2 separate regions of the Homo sapiens genome follow, and region 2 is linked to region 1. The links are chromatin contacts, found by Hi-C or POLR2A ChIA-PET in ENCODE. All regions are on one chromosome and are shown on one strand. Each heading gives the region's core, a stretch centred on a gene start or an enhancer-like site at or near the end of the contact. The rest is flanking DNA. Distances are from core to core; before and after follow the strand shown.

Region 1 (7,770 bases), core at 3,614-6,113:
CACTGATCTCCACTGACATTTTTAATGATATTGGTAGTTTTTGAGATGCTTTATGTCTCATGACTAAGCAGCAGACTTAAATATACAGGCATTGTGGACCAGATTTCCTGTCTTCCCCTGAGATGCTGTGAAAGTTGAGGCAAATGATATGCTACACCCATACCTCAATGTTCCCATCTGTGAAATAGAGGAACAGTACTGATCTACAACACAGGGCCTTTCTCTATCTTTAGGAAGAAAATGTTTACCAGTAGAAAGTGATACTATATTATTAAATCAAAATATTTTATGTTGGGGGTGAAATATTTGTGGAGTCAGTTCTAGCATTTTTGGCACTTTCATTTAGGAGAAAAGTCTTTATTTTAATATAAAAATGTATCATTTAAAAATTCATAGAAAAGAAAAGCATGCTTTTTGCGGTATTGAAGTAACACATAACTGTCAGGATTAGGAATCTATCTATCTATAGAAAATGGCTAACTTTGGAGACATTTCCAAGAGTATTTGTACCTCACATCATTAACACTGTCTCATATGACACTAGCAATTCTGGTTCCTGCAAAACTAAGTAATGTGGAAATTAGGGCTTTGCCTTAATAGATGCTACACAGCATAGGAAATAAAACAAGGAGCAAGTTCTGTTTTCCTGTGTTCCATAATTGTATGCAAATCCCCACACTTGATATTTCATATCAAGTCTTCAAAATACACCTTTTGTGGGCCCTGGAAAGAAAGTCGATCTTTCCTAAGACACACTTAATATTCCCCAGCTGTCACCTCACCACACACATCACCACCCAAGGTGGTTGAATTTCTGTGGTGTGATATACAACATGGAATCATCGTACCCTATCTTACATAAAATTTTGTTCTGCAAATATTAATACATTGGTAAGTATACAATAGGCAGGCAAAGCTATTGTCCAAAAGACACAGATCTAATAGGAGATGTGAGTCATGAATTCCTTCCTGGTTCTTCTCCATCTTAAGACTGGGTTAGGTGCCTTTTTTCTGTACGCCAGAGCTCCTGCACATTCCTTCATCATTTGCATCTACTGCATTGCTTGGTCATTTTGTGCGTAAGTATCTGTTACCCCTTACTAAACAGAGAGAATGTTGCCATAGAGCTAGCTCACTGTGGATACGCAAAAACCATAAAATCTCTTTTGGCTGCTCCTGTCATTAATTTATTCATTCTTTTATCCAACAAGTGTTTTTGGTACACTTGACTGTGTGCTAGCCACCTAAATATATGATCTCATTTCATCTTTAAAACTCTCATTTTAAAGAGAAAGAAATAAGAAGTTAGGTCACTTGCCAAAGTTCCATGAGCCAAAAATAAAAATAAAAAATAAGGAAGGAAACCAGGACTTGAATTTTTTAAATTAGATCTCTCTACAACAAAATCAATGATTTTTCCCCTCCATTTTGCTATTTCACAGGCCTAAGTTGTTACATAAAAAGCAATAGAAATGAAAATGAATGATGTTAAAGGAAGAATATGTGTGGGTTTTTAATCTAGGAGGAGCTGGATGGCAATACTGTAGGAGGTTCAGGCACATATGGTGACTGACAGCAGGACCTACTGAAGGTATTTTGCAAACCTTTAAAAAACCAGCGTGGCAGGTCAGCTCTGTTAACTGGAAGTCACTTCAGAGAAATTGGAAACTAAGCAAGTTTCCAAACTAAGAATACAGTGTAAGGGCTTCAATGAAAGAACCCCAAACATGCAGAGCCTAGAGAAAAGGCTTGAGTCAGGGCTGGGAACCAGGATGCAGTTTTGGGGAAAAGGTTTAGAAGTAAAGGAAAAAAGCCCTTAAGGCTGATCTCTGCAGCTGGAAAAGGAGAATTCAAGACTTACAGGAACAGGTACCAATTAACATTTGGCAGGAAGGCAAGAAAAGCCTCGGGAAAATGCCAAGGATTTCATCAGGATAAATTTGTATAAGAACGTTAAGTCCAAGAGCACCAGATGGCATTTTCTGAGGTACTTGGTATTATAAACAGAGATTTTTGATATAGGCATTTCCTCAGAGACAGAGGAAAAGTCACCCGCAGATTTTTATGTGAGGGCTGATAAGTGGCACCAAAGAAGGCTACACACAAATGACCATGTCCTTGTAGAGATGTGGTGAAATGAACCAGAAAAGGAAGCCAATTCCCTTCTTCTGCCTAGATTTGTTTTCTTTGGCCTACTTGAGGCTTACTGAGGTAATATACAAGCTCAAAGAGATAAACTTTTGGTATCTCTTTTAGGAAACCCATTTTTCATGTCTTTTTCCAGAAATCATCCCTTTATGAGACTGGAAACTCTTTTCTGCTATCTTTTGCCTATCAAAGAAGAGAAGATTAAGATTTTCTCCTGGGTAATATACAGCATTACAGAAAGTTTCTGAAGCTCTTTGAGTTTTTTGGAAAATAGCATTAAGAGAAGTTTATTTTCATTCATGTTTTCATTCATCTTTTCAAGATGCTAAAAGTAGGGCATTTGTTTCTCTACTTTGTACACAAAGGTCTCCTGTCTTTGTGTCTTTCCTCACTCATTTCCTTTTCTCTGTCTCCCCACCCCTCCCCACCCCCTCACCCGGCCCCAGCTGGCAACATCTTCTTATATCTTCTTTGTTCCCTTCCTAACTTCCACCTTGGTGTATTCTTCCATATGGCTTCATATGCTTCAAATAAAAGCCCATTGTCCATCTGACAAGTCACTTTTCTCCTGTCTTTTATATTCCTCCTCATGAGTCACATCCCTTGGAAGCCCATCTTCCTTTCAGAGTGTCTTTCTTTCTAAACCACTTCAGATCCTGAAATGATGAAGATAATCACAACAATGCCACATTTTCCTGACTTCTTTGTCACGTAAATGGTCTCAGAAAACTTCCTTTCCAAAATTTTCCATTCTTTTCCTTTTATGACGTCTTTTGAGGGACTGTTGTGATGAACAAAAGCACATTTATTTATAAAATACATGGACGAGTCAGAAGGAGCCTGTAATATATCAGAACACAGATGCAGTGAGAAAGACCCAGAATAAGCTTGCCCACTGCTGAGGGGAGAGAGACCCACTGCAGATTTCCACCTAACTGAAGACAGAGCAGATAGCAAAGCCACCAAGAGCACTACCTCTGGAATACACAGATCTGGGTTTGAGTCCCAGTTTCAACATTTTCTAGCATGTTAATCCTGCAAAGCCTCAGATTCCACTTCTATAAAATGGGAATCATAATATGACTCATGGCCTTGTTTGGAGGTTTAGTTCAGACAATATACGTGAAATGCCCAGCAAGGTGCCTGCTATACACACTGAATGTTCAATAAGTGGGAATTATGATTATTAGATGCAGAAAGAGCATCCAGGGGATAGGTAGAGGTTTAGGGAGGCAGACAGTGGCACACAACCCAACACAAAGTACTAGGCATGAGAAACAGAGGGAGGCGGTTCTCCACTCACCGGGAGGACAACCAAGTGGCCAGGAGGAATCCTGGGAACAGGCAGGTTACTGGGAGTGACTCAGGCATCCCTGGGTAGGGGCCAGGTCTTACAAGGCAGAAACCCATAAATCAAGAAGTTGAGATCTTGGCCAGATGAGTTTTAGGGATGCCTTAATACTGAGTTCTTTCTGAGTCAGGCCAGGTTTGGTTTCAAGACTAGGAAGGGCTGGTAGGTCTCAGTAGTCAGCTGTGTAGCCCCTTTTCTTATAAGTCTAACAGAACTATTTCTTTATTGCACATGGTAAACATGCAAACAGGAAATTATCCTAAAAGGAATCACTGAGAGATGGCAGTTCAAATTTTCTCCAAGGTAGTTGTGTTTGAAAAAGACTCTTTCCTCAGACCTAATGTTCTTAGGTATTAATATCCTGCTCTACCTAACAACATCCAGGACTTTCTTTCCTTTGTATCTTGTTTGCCTGAGCAACACTCTGCAAACCTTCCTTCTGGATCTGCCTGCTGGTTTTACCCCCCAGTCCAAGAGTTTAAGGCTGTTCCCTTACATTAGATTTAATTCAATTACTCTTTTTTTCTGATTCGGAAACATCAATATAAAAAACTAATATAATTTATGTCTCTTCAAGTGTAATTATTTCTATTAATGTGATGGAGAAGCAACATCTTTTTAAAATACACATATTTAGTATACCGAGTTTTCAAGAGCTTAGTTTTGGTGGCAAATAAATGAATACCAAGTCATAATGTATATTTTTTAAATTTGATATGTGTGTAGCTACATCAAAACAATATTTGATTAAACTATACTCTGGAATATAAACTGACTTGTGGTGAGTTAATATATTAATGAGGTGTTTTGAAGACTTCTTATGCCATATAGATGTTGTATTAGTTGATTCCTGATTGTCTTGAATTTTGCAACAGGCATCTAATCTGTTGGTGGTTGTTGTTGTTGTTTTATAGCCTCCAAAAAACCTCTTCTACCAGGCCCTTCCTGGACACATTGGTCACTCCATAAATACTGTGGATAGATTAGCAAAACTTGAACTGTATATCCATAATGATTCACTTTTTTATTTTGCATCAATTTACTGGCAAAATTTGAGGGATTATCAACTTGGCTTTTACAAATAACAGGGAATAGCCAAGTTGATAGGGGAAGTGCTGAAAAATCCATGAAACAGACCGGGACTAGGTAAGGGCAGAGAAGGAATGAGGGATTTTGCTGGCCCAAAAGGCTCAGGTGTTTCTCTACAACTGCATATGGGGCAGACAAGTTGTCCAGGCACTCAATAGCTGTCATCTACAGACTTAAGAGTAGAAAGTTTGTTTTCAGGAAGTGGCTAGTGGAATTTCCCAACTGCAGACAGATAATCTAGAAGGTGGGGCAACTGAAGAGTTGCTAATAGCCTCTGACTATGTTAGGGAGTGTCTATAAATCAGGCCATTCTTCAGAAGGGGGCATTGGGGGCGGGTCCTAAGTAGCATCTCAGGATTGCTGAGAGATTCACAAGGCTGGAGGGAGACTAGAGATACCTACAAAAGAAACTTTAGTTCTTAAAACCCACCACCCTTTCTCCCTTTCATGCTGGGATAAAGGGAGAAAGAAATGACCCAAAGACAAAAAGAATGCAATTCAAGAACAGGTTGATGGCATCTACAAAATGGAAAGAAGAGATAGCTTCTTCTAGCATCTCTTTATTCTAATCTTTTTTAATGCCTCCACTATTTATTTATTTATTTATTTTATTTTTTTTGAGACAGAGTCTCACTCTGTTGTCCAGGCTGGAGTGCAGTGGCACGATCTCAGCTCACCGTAACCTCCGCCTCCTGGGTTCAAGCGACTCTCCCGCCTCAACCTCCCAAGTAGCTGGGATTACAGGCATGTGCCCATGCTTGGCTAATTTTTGTATTTCTAGTAGAGACGGGGTTTCACCATGTTTGGCCAGGCTGGTCTTGAATTCCGCACCTCAGGTGATCTGCCTGCCTCAGCCTCCCAAAGTGCTGGGGTTACAGGCATAAGCCACCATGCCCGGCCTATGCCTCCTCTTCTTATGCTTGGAAGTGAAGGTGAGCACATTTTAAACCCTTGGTACACCTTATTTGTTGAACTTACTGCTGATGCTCCAGGGTTCCTGAATCCCCAACTTTCCCAGCACCAGCTGCTGAACTCTCCAGGGCTTCTGCGCACAAAGCCTGTTCCCAGGAAGTGGGAGAGCCCTCTCCTTGGAAGAGAAGCCTCCCAGTACTGGCCAGAGGGGAATTTTGAATACTGAAGTAGACAAAACCAAATGAATGACATGCTTTCTCAAAGAATGAAGAAAAATAAAATAGAAAATAAAAAAGTGTCTGTTCCTTTTCTCCTCTAAATGAAACTGTAATTAAACTATTTCTGGGATGTTGAGGTTTTATTCCACTGCTCTTTCCCCTATTCTGTACTCGTACAAGTCAAGGCGGTATGAAATTTACCCATAGAACAAGCTTCACAAAGTGAAAAGATGTGTTAGGATTCCACTACCGGATAAATTCCCCCTACAGGCCCTGAAATCTGCATACTTGCAGCCTAAATGACATTGGAATGGGAGATCTTTGAATATTGATTTCTAGCTCCTAAGGGTATCAGACCTTCCAAAAAATATCTCCCAGGTGAATCATCTTAGTGGACTTTTGCCCTTGACACTGAATTTTCTCCTGCTCCTTTCCCTCCCACAAATATAATCCCATCAAAGAGGGAATTGTTTTATTCCACAGAAGAGACCTAAAATAAATGAGACTTTCTTGGGAAACTCATTTGTGTAGATAGGCGGCCTCCTAGGAGGCTGACCCTTGCTTTCTTTGGCTCTCAGCCTCCTCTTGGCATTTTCAGGGCAGGTTCCTTGACTGTCCCTTTGACCCCAGTAAGGTCAGGCCAGCATATGTTTAAGAGACACGTGTCACTTCTCCCACTGAGTAGCCCAACATAATTCCTATTTCATGCTTTGCTCTGAGTTTACCTTATCTCATCTTTCCTCCTTCTGTTTTTTCTAATCCTACAAGCTTTATTCTTGATATCCCAGCTTTTCCATCTCTCTCTTCTAATCACCCCCAACCCATATTTCATACATCAGTAAATCCCTCCATATATTGGACTGGTGCAAAAGTAGTTGCTGGTTTTGTCGTTAAAAGTAATGGTGTATGTAATCCCAACTTCTCGGGAGGCTGAGGCAGGAGAATCGCTTGAACCTGGGAGGCGGAGGTTGTGCTGAGCCGAGATCGTGCCATTGCACTCCAGCCTGGGCAACAAGAGCAAAACTCCATCTCAAAAAATAAAAATAAATAAATATAAATAAAAAAAGTAATGGTGTAAAAGGTGTAATTCAGTAGCCACTGATAACAAACCACTTAAACCTTCTTCCCTCATTTTCCCCAGGAGACAACTGAATCAAAGAACCATCATGGGCTTTGCTTTACAGGAACCAGAAATCCCAAACCTACCTGCTTCAAAAATGTTAAAATGAGATTGAACCATATAAGGGTTCAAAAGGATCACTCTCTCTAGCTGAGACAATGATTTATTTTCTCCTCACTTATGAGATTATATCTACTTAAAAAAAAAACTTCCAGCCATCTCACCAGATGACTCACTAGTATATTATAAGATATATGAGAACCCCTATATCCTCAACATTCATCAAGGTTTGTACCATATAGAAAATCCTCAGTCTCCCAAGTTAAACCAAAGAGAGAGAAGTTTATTTTATCTGCATCTGTTCCTCTAATCTGTTCAACCAAGTTCATCCTTGAGCTATTATGTATACTGAGGAACTTTATTTTGTCTTCCATCTATTTAGCAATGCATTCTACCTCCCATGAACATAACATTTTTGCTTCCATTGTAACCCTTGATTGGAAACTTTCTATCCCCTGGAGAGAATGGAGAAATAATTGAGCCAATCTTGGCCAGTCTTATAAAAATTCACAGATGCTGCTTTGAATAGAATTGTTCATAATGGTTCAAAAGAGGCTTTCTGCTGTAACTTTCATCTCAACATATGAGGTGGGTGGTGGGGAGAGAGGAAATGGATCAGTGGCCAAAATCAAGGTTGATCCTGGCTCTAACCCAAGCCCCACCCACAAACACCATCTAAAGCAAGACCATTTGTCAGCACTTCATTCACAAGCATCATTATCAAAATTCCACAATTCGCTGGTGGTATCAAAGGTTTGTTTTAATGGAAATGATTTATATGGCATCTTCTCTGTGAAGAGTCAGGAAGGTCCATTTGGAATCTCGACTTTGAACACGGTGGTCTGAGGACAGTTACATGCTGTGGAGTCAAA
Region 2 (7,590 bases), core at 3,535-6,034, 550 kb before region 1:
TGCCTGACATCCTTTCTCAAGGAACATGCACACCCATGTCTATTGGCACGGACTTGTAACTATCTCCTTCCGAATTTGGTCCTTGATGTTAATACTGACTCCCCTCCCCACACACCCCAGCCTTCACTTTCCCCCAGCTCTGCAATCCCCGGGCAGACAGGCAGGTCCCACCGGGCTCTTTTGTCTGCTCAGCACAGCAGGCAGACGTCGGGGTGGTGGTGCATGCTAGTTAACTAATTAATGATTGTAAAGCACTTTGAAAACATAAAGAACCAGATAAATGCCAAGTATTATTGTTATTAATGATGAGGAGGCTGTTTAGTCATCCTCAGCCCTGAACTCGGCTCACTGCTCCCACTGTGGCTGCAGGCTGATTTGAGAACCAGGATGAGAACTCCCCTCCTCCCTGCAGGCGCTGTTTCACACTGAGTCAGTGACCAAGGTGAAGGGCCAGGAAACCTTCTCTCCTCATCTCCCACCTGCTGTCAAAGCACTGCCTACTTTGTGGCTGTAAGGCTAACATTTACCGAAAGCCAGGGTTTGAAACTGCCTCTCTATTTCCCATTCACCTGTTTAGTAAGTTCACTGATGTTTACTTGAGTGCTCGCTGATGGTGATAAGACTGCCATCTCTGTCTGAGGACAGCATGCAACCTGAAATGAAGCCCCACTTTTCATTTAGTAAAATTCCATGAGGATGGATTCACTTCTGCAAGGATCTCTTTTACATGTTTTGGGGGCTTGATATTTTCTTATAGATGCCTCTATGTATATTTGTTCCTTTGATATAGCAACTCTGTCAGCTGGGGAAGGCAGATGTTATTTTCCCCATTTTGCAGATGGGAAACCTGAGGGTCAGGGACATGATGAGCCTTGTATAAGGCCCCAGGGGCTCTAGAATCTAGTGGCAAGGCCAGAGTTCACTCCAGCTCGCCCGAGCCCCGGGCTGAACAGTGCCCTCTGACATATGAGGTGACTGCAACAGACTCCAGACACCTGGCAGGATGTGCAAAGATACGTTAAACAGCTTCTTAATATGTTCTAGCAAAGCAGACACTTTCAGAAACCCCATGGTCTCTGCATGGACATCTGACCTGAAGCTCCTTTAGCCACTGGCTAGCATTGAGGAGTTCTCCATGTCTTGTTTCAGGCTTGTTATCCTGGAATCTGACACTCTCTCAAATGCTTGGGCCGATAAGACCCTAGAATCCGTCTGTGTAATATCCCCCCTCCACAGATGATGAAACTGTGGGCCAGAAAAGTCCAATTACTGGTCATTGATGCCAGAGCCAGTAAAGGGGTGAGGCTTGCTGCATGCTTCTCCCACCCTCCTGCAGGGCTTCTGGCTCAACAGCCAGCCACCATTCAGCCTCTGGATCTCTACTGCTAGATGGGAAGGTTCCAGGGGGTTTCACGTCTTTTGTGCTTTTCTGTATTTTCCAAATTTTCTTCATTGAATGTTTTCCAAATTTTCTTCTGAAATAAATTATAGAAGGAATCAGAAAACGGGTCCGGGTGCAGTGGCTCACGCCTGTAATCCTAGCACTTTGGGAGGCCGAGGCAGGGAGATCACCTGAGGTCAGGAGCTTGAGACCAGCCTGGCCACCATGGCAAAACCTCATCTCTACTAAAAATACGAAAATTTTCTGGGCGTGGTGGCAAACACCTGTAATCTCAGCTACTCGGGAGGCTGAGGCAGGAGAATCACTTGAACCCAGGAGGCAGAGGTTGCAGTGAGCTGAGATCACGCCACTGCACTCCAGCCTGGGCAACAGACCCTGTCTCAAAAAAAAAAAGAAGTAATCAGAAAATAAATCATTATTATATATATATATATATATATATATACACACACACACACACACAGAGAGCTATCTACCAATCTGCCTATCTGAGGCTCACATGTACATATAACATGTGAGCATTTATATAAGTATGGGGCACTGCATTTCTCTTCCCAAAACTCTCTCTTGGATCGATAGTCTTTCACTGGGGACTCACTTGAAGGTTTAGACATTGCTGGTTGTCTTCTCCCATTTTAGTCCCCAAAAAGGAATATTTCAACAGATCTACAATTTTGTTCTAGGTCTAAACCCCTAAGAGTGAAGCTGTGGGGCCTGGGGGTGGGAGGGATGGTTGGCCTGAGCCTACAGCCAGGGGGATGGGAGGGTGGGGGAACAGCCTCTCTTGGTGGGGGACCACTGCTGCTGTGAGGACAACCTTCATTGCCTCAGAACCCATTTCAAGGGCTTCTCAGTGACCATGAAATCTTGCCGTGTCCCTGCTAACACCACACACTGTGCATTCTTTTGACTAAGATCTGCGGCCTAGTGCTGTGGCCTAGGTGCTGTGAGATTTCTTTTTTTAAGTAGTAAGTTTATGGTGTGGTTACATTTGAAAATTGCAGCTTCAAAATACATCAAAGTTCAAACGCGCATCCACAATGCTACCGTGGCCTGGAGTGGAACCCTGCAGCAGAGCAGCCCCAGGCACGGCCCCGCGTTCCGCCCTCTCTTACCCCTCCCAGGCAGTTCAGAGCAGCCCCTGGGGCTCCCACTGCTGCGCTGGCACAGTGGGGCCACCGCCCGGCTCACAGGGGCAAGGTGAGGTAGCAGAGCCAGGAAATTTGATTCTTTTCACTTTCTTGTGAGGAGATACTTTATTCCTGAAGAATTCTAGGGTGTAGAGAAAGCAGAGGAAAGACAGCATCCGGGGTGAAATACCACCAGCCAGGCGGACCCAGCCAGATGTGCCAGACCCACTGGTCGAGGGGAAAGTGAACCGGGTGTGCTCCAGCACAGCCAAAACCCTCTTTGGGGTTTTCTGGCATGGGGATAGCATAATTCACATGGCGCAGCGATTTAAAAAAGAAAAGAAAATTAGCCTCCCCAGACTAGAATCCTCACCTGTCACCTACCTCCCACTCTGCCTTTCTCAGCATAGCTAATGTGAATTGTGTGCTTTCTGTGCCAGGCCCTATTACATACAGTCTCTCATTTCACTCTTATATCCACATAGGAGCTCAATTTTACAGAAGAGGAAACTAAGGCACAGAGAGGTTAAGTGGCTTGTCCAAGGACACACAGCTAGAGCACGATAGGCCTGGGATTTGAATGGTCTTCCTGGCTCCAAAGCTCATGCTTCCCACCTCTGGTATTTAGGGACCATAATCCCATTGGAATCTCTCTAATGGCATCAACCCTCTCAGTCAGTCAGAGGGCCAAATGGAAACAGAAAATATTTCAGGATCTCTTGTAAGCCTGAAAGAATTGCTTAAGAGATGTTAGGAAGGCAGGAGTGCTGGTGCTGCTTTTCTGCATTTTGAGTTCTGGTTGGGCATTTGTTGCCAGGGACAGTCCCCTTGGTGCAAGAAAGGAAGCACCCAGAGGAGATTTGCTGCTGGAAGGGCAGGATGTATGTGCGTGTCTGTGTGTGACCCTGCCACCCCCAGCTCAGGATGGAGAAAGCCAGGGATTCTTAGCAGGCAGAGAGACTGGTTTAGTTGCTTTAGCTGCCCGTAATTTGAACTCCTCAACACCATTTCCACTTCCATCCAAATCCACTTACACATGCTGCTTGAGTCCTTCTAACTTTATAAGCATAAAGGCATAGATGCTGGAACAAAAGGCTTTCTGCAACCCTTCCCACCCACAGGAAAGGTCTGGTGTGGGCAATTGTGCCTTTGTTTGGCTTCACCTTGCTGTGCCTCCAAGGACCCCACCAACTACGCATTGAACTTGCACTTCCTATTCACAGAGAGTGCAGCTCTCAGTAATCCACATTAAGGCTTTTGGACTCAGTTCTGCATATTGTTCCTATTTTACATCCTACCTCATCAACGTGAGGCCATTCCTCTCCCCTGAGGAGTGACTTTGGAAGAGTGTGACTGGCAGGGAAGCTGAGAGCTGAAGAGTCATGCCCAGGATGGAACTTAGCTATAGAAAGCCTTTCATCTGGCCGTCTCTCAAAGCCCTGAGGGCTATAATTAATCCTCACAACACCTCTGCCTGGTAGGTAAGTGTGATCGCCTCATTTTTATAGATTGGACAGGGAGGCATGGTACTATTAAGTGACTTTCTTCAAGGCAGCACCTCCCTCAAAGAGCTGGGACTTGATCATGGGGTGATTCTACTTCTGAAGTGGGGGGAAGAGCAGACAGTGATACCAGGCTGAGTGAGCAGGTCAGGCCCTTGTCACCTGACCACCCTTCCCTCCTCAGTACACCAGCACACCCTAAATGTGGCTACTAGTAGGGGGTTTCAAAAGCGTCTCAAAGACTTAAGAAGTCAAAGGGAGGGTGAGGAGTAGAAGAGAAAGAGAATGAAAAGCAATAAATAGCCCAGGCAGAGGTTAGAGGTTCTCTCTGACTTCCTGTAAAGTATAATCCGACCAGCCACATGTGAGAGAAACCAAATGTCATGCAAAGCAGTGAAATTGTCACCCTCAGGATGCGGGGCGGGGGGCCCCTGAGACGAAAGGTCAGAATAATCCCTTCTCTAGCAAAGCTGAAGTCCCAGCACTATTTTTAGAAGCTCCTAGAATTTGCAACCTATTTTTAGGAACTCCTAGAATTTGCCACCTGCTAAGATATAAGAAGAGCCAAAGAATTAGAGTTCATCACCCTGGAGTGTACAGTCAGCTCTCTCCACCTTAGCCGATGGGCTTCTGAGAAGGGTACGTAGAACAGATGTTAGTTAAGTGAATCACCTTGAACACACTCCCAATGGTTAAAGGACTTGGGTGGAGAGCCAAGGTGAAGAGCCAGTCATCGCCCTGCCTGTGCAGCTTAAGTTTAGTCTAGTGGTTAGGAGTAGAGCCTTTGAAGTCATGCAGACCCGAGCTCTGACCTCAGCCCCACCTCCCACCGTAGCCATGTTGCCTGGAAAAGTGGCTTGACCTCTTTGAGCCTTAGTTTCTTCATCCATTAATTAGGGCTTGCCATGCCCTCCCTCTCAGGGTGATTGTAAGAGTTCCTTATGATCATACTAGTTCCTGGTAAGCATTCAATGAACAGCAGCTATTATTACACTCTTAAGTTTTATGTGTTGTTTTTTTTTCTTTATTAAAAGGATATCTTTTTTATTTATTTATTTTTTTGAGACAGAGTCTCGCTCTGTTGCCCAGGCTGGAGTGTGGCACAATCTCGGCTCACTGCAACTCCGCCTCCCTGGTTCCAGCGACTCTCCTGCCTCAGCCTCCCAAGTAGCTGGGACTACAAGCACATGCCACTACACCTGGCTAATTTTTGTATTTTTTAGTAGAGACAGGGTTTCACCATATTGGCCAGGCTGGTCTTGAACTCCGGACCTTGTGATCGACCTCCCAAAGTGCTGGGATTACAGGCGTGAGCCACCGCACCCTGCCAAAAGTGTATCTTTCCTAGCTGACTGAAGTGATGATTGGAGAACTCAATTTCCCTAGGATTCTAAAACATACCATTCCTCTGAGCTGGTTTAGAGCGCCCTCTAAATCCAAATCTATGAAACACGATTGATTTTGCTTGGCCTAGAAGTGCCCTTGCTCATGTCCCTGGGGAAAAGCACAGATCAAGATGGCAGCCTACATTGTTTCTGGGCTGATCCAGACAGTCACTGAGCTGAGCCCACTCCCTTGGTTTCTCAAGAGGACCAGCACTATTTGTCTCATAATAGAAGTTCTGAAGTAATGGTTGAACATTTTTCAGTTACCCCCTTGAGAATTTGATAAATATTATAGCTCTCTCTCTCTCTCAAAAAATGCCTGTGTACACAAAGTTTGTGCCGTTGCTTCTCATTATTCGTGGTGGTTATTCTATAAACTCACTTGGGACACTGAATTAACAAATTCTGAACCATCACTCCAGGGAAACATATGGTTAAGTTCCTGAGAGCCCTGGTCACAACATTTTCATCAACTGATCAATATATAACCTTGTGCCATGTGTGTTTCTGTTTAAAGATCCCTAATTTTATACATATTGTTGATTTTGTTAACATAGAACTCACAGCCAACAGCACCATTCATGCCCGAAGGAAGCTTATCTAGCCCATGGATTTTCTCCACAAGGTATATCACAGCCTTCTTGCACTTAGGAACATGAGATGCACCTCCGCACTACACTCGGAGGTCATTGTAAATGGTGAAATCACTAACAAAATACATAAAGAGGAAAAAAACATGGCTTTGAATAGACTGCGGAAAGTCACTTGTTTACAGCATGAGTGCTGCGACAAGAAGGCAAAGTGTCACCTTGTTCAACCTCAGCTGGGAATGTGCATATTAGGTGACTCGAATGTGCTGCTCTGCATCTGTGCATGTCTGCAGATGACTGCAAATGCTTCATGAGTGTTGATTTGGGGGTTATAAAGTTTAGTGAGTAGATAAATTTGCAAATACAAAATCTGCAAATAATGAGAGTTGACTGTATATAGTTTGGGTATTCGAAGCCCATGAAAGCCAATTCTATGGGAGTTGGGACAAAGGGAAGCATTTTATTTTTTGCAACCCATGGGAACCTATTTAAAGTAGGAACGAGTAGATGTCTTTCTGTAAAGGTATAGGCATCCTTTACCAGGCATTTCTATTCTTTTTTTTTCCCCTGATATTTTATACCTCTGAATTTTTCTCAAGACCTGGTAATTAAAATCAGGCATCTGAAAAAAGAAACATATTATTATAAAAACTAAGAATATTTGGTGCTTTCTTACATTTATTATTATTGGACTTAGCAGTAAAAATGTTTTTCTTAAGCAAGCCTGATTATCACTCGTGAAAAATATGCATATATAGGCTGGGCACGGTGGCTCACACCTGTAATCCCAGCACTTAGGGAGGCCGAGGGGGGGGCGGATCAAGAGGTCAGGAGTTCAAGACCAGCCTGGCTAACATGGTGAAACCCTGTCTGTACTAAAATTACAAAAATTAGCTGAACATGGTGGCATGCACCTGTAATCCCAGCTACTCGGGAGGCTGAAGCAGGAGAATTGCTTGAACCTGGGAGGTGGAGGTTGCAGTGAGCCGAGATCATGCCACTGCACTCCAGCCTGGGCGACAGAGTGACACTCTGTCTCGGAAAAAGAAAAAAAAAAATGTGTGTGTGTGTGTATATATATATATTTTTAAATATATATTTCTATATATAAATATATTTATAAATATATAAAATATGTATACAAATGTATACATATATGTATGTATATATACACACATATATACACACAGATACAGAAAGATGGGAAAGAAACAGGAAAAAAATGAATAGTGTTAGGGTGGTAGAATATGAAATCTTTTTTTCTTTCATAATGTGCTCCTCAGTGTTTATGTTATGTGATCTCAGACATAAATTAACAACAAAAAACTTCAATGAAAACAATATGTCTGGAAGTAGAAAAAGACTAATGAAAATATATTCAAACACAGGAAAATTAATAATCTTTAATCATTTATTCCTTGGAAATCCATCCACATTGGCAAAAAAAAAGATTGAGCTCCGTCTCACCGATTGCTTCTGTTTTGCATGATTCTCTGAGGGCCATGTTATTCATTTCCAGAGTGGACTTCAACATTCTAAGCCCTTTAGGGGCTTTCATTCTGGCAGACACATGATGCTAAG

What was found. Hi-C counts contacts between places; a loop is a spot of excess contacts on that map. ChIA-PET counts read pairs that join two places held with the same protein, here RNA polymerase II (POLR2A). Pooled maps may share reads with other maps.
Region 2: a loop to region 1 is called in a pooled map, with 2.3 times the contacts of the local background. The contact joins two enhancer-like sites. A Hi-C loop is called at or near these places in 2 of 50 pooled maps. POLR2A ChIA-PET finds 5 or more read pairs at or near these places in 2 of 52 experiments (GM10248 and GM12878).

What each region holds. Positions count from the first base shown.
Region 1 is chr6:105,588,289-105,596,058 of GRCh38, reverse strand. No RefSeq gene overlaps it. Among named protein-coding and RNA genes, the nearest start is that of LINC02836, 40 kb to the left of the region's middle. RefSeq lists an enhancer at 4,964-5,013. Within about 2 kb of position 4,863, at least 3 of the 41 ENCODE cell types and tissues checked have a DNase peak (open chromatin) inside an H3K27ac peak, as active enhancers do.
Region 2 is chr6:106,138,710-106,146,299 of GRCh38, reverse strand. No RefSeq gene overlaps it. Among named protein-coding and RNA genes, the nearest start is that of PRDM1, 56 kb to the right of the region's middle. RefSeq lists a silencer at 2,432-2,726 and an enhancer at 4,472-4,521. Within about 2 kb of position 4,784, at least 6 of the 41 ENCODE cell types and tissues checked have a DNase peak (open chromatin) inside an H3K27ac peak, as active enhancers do.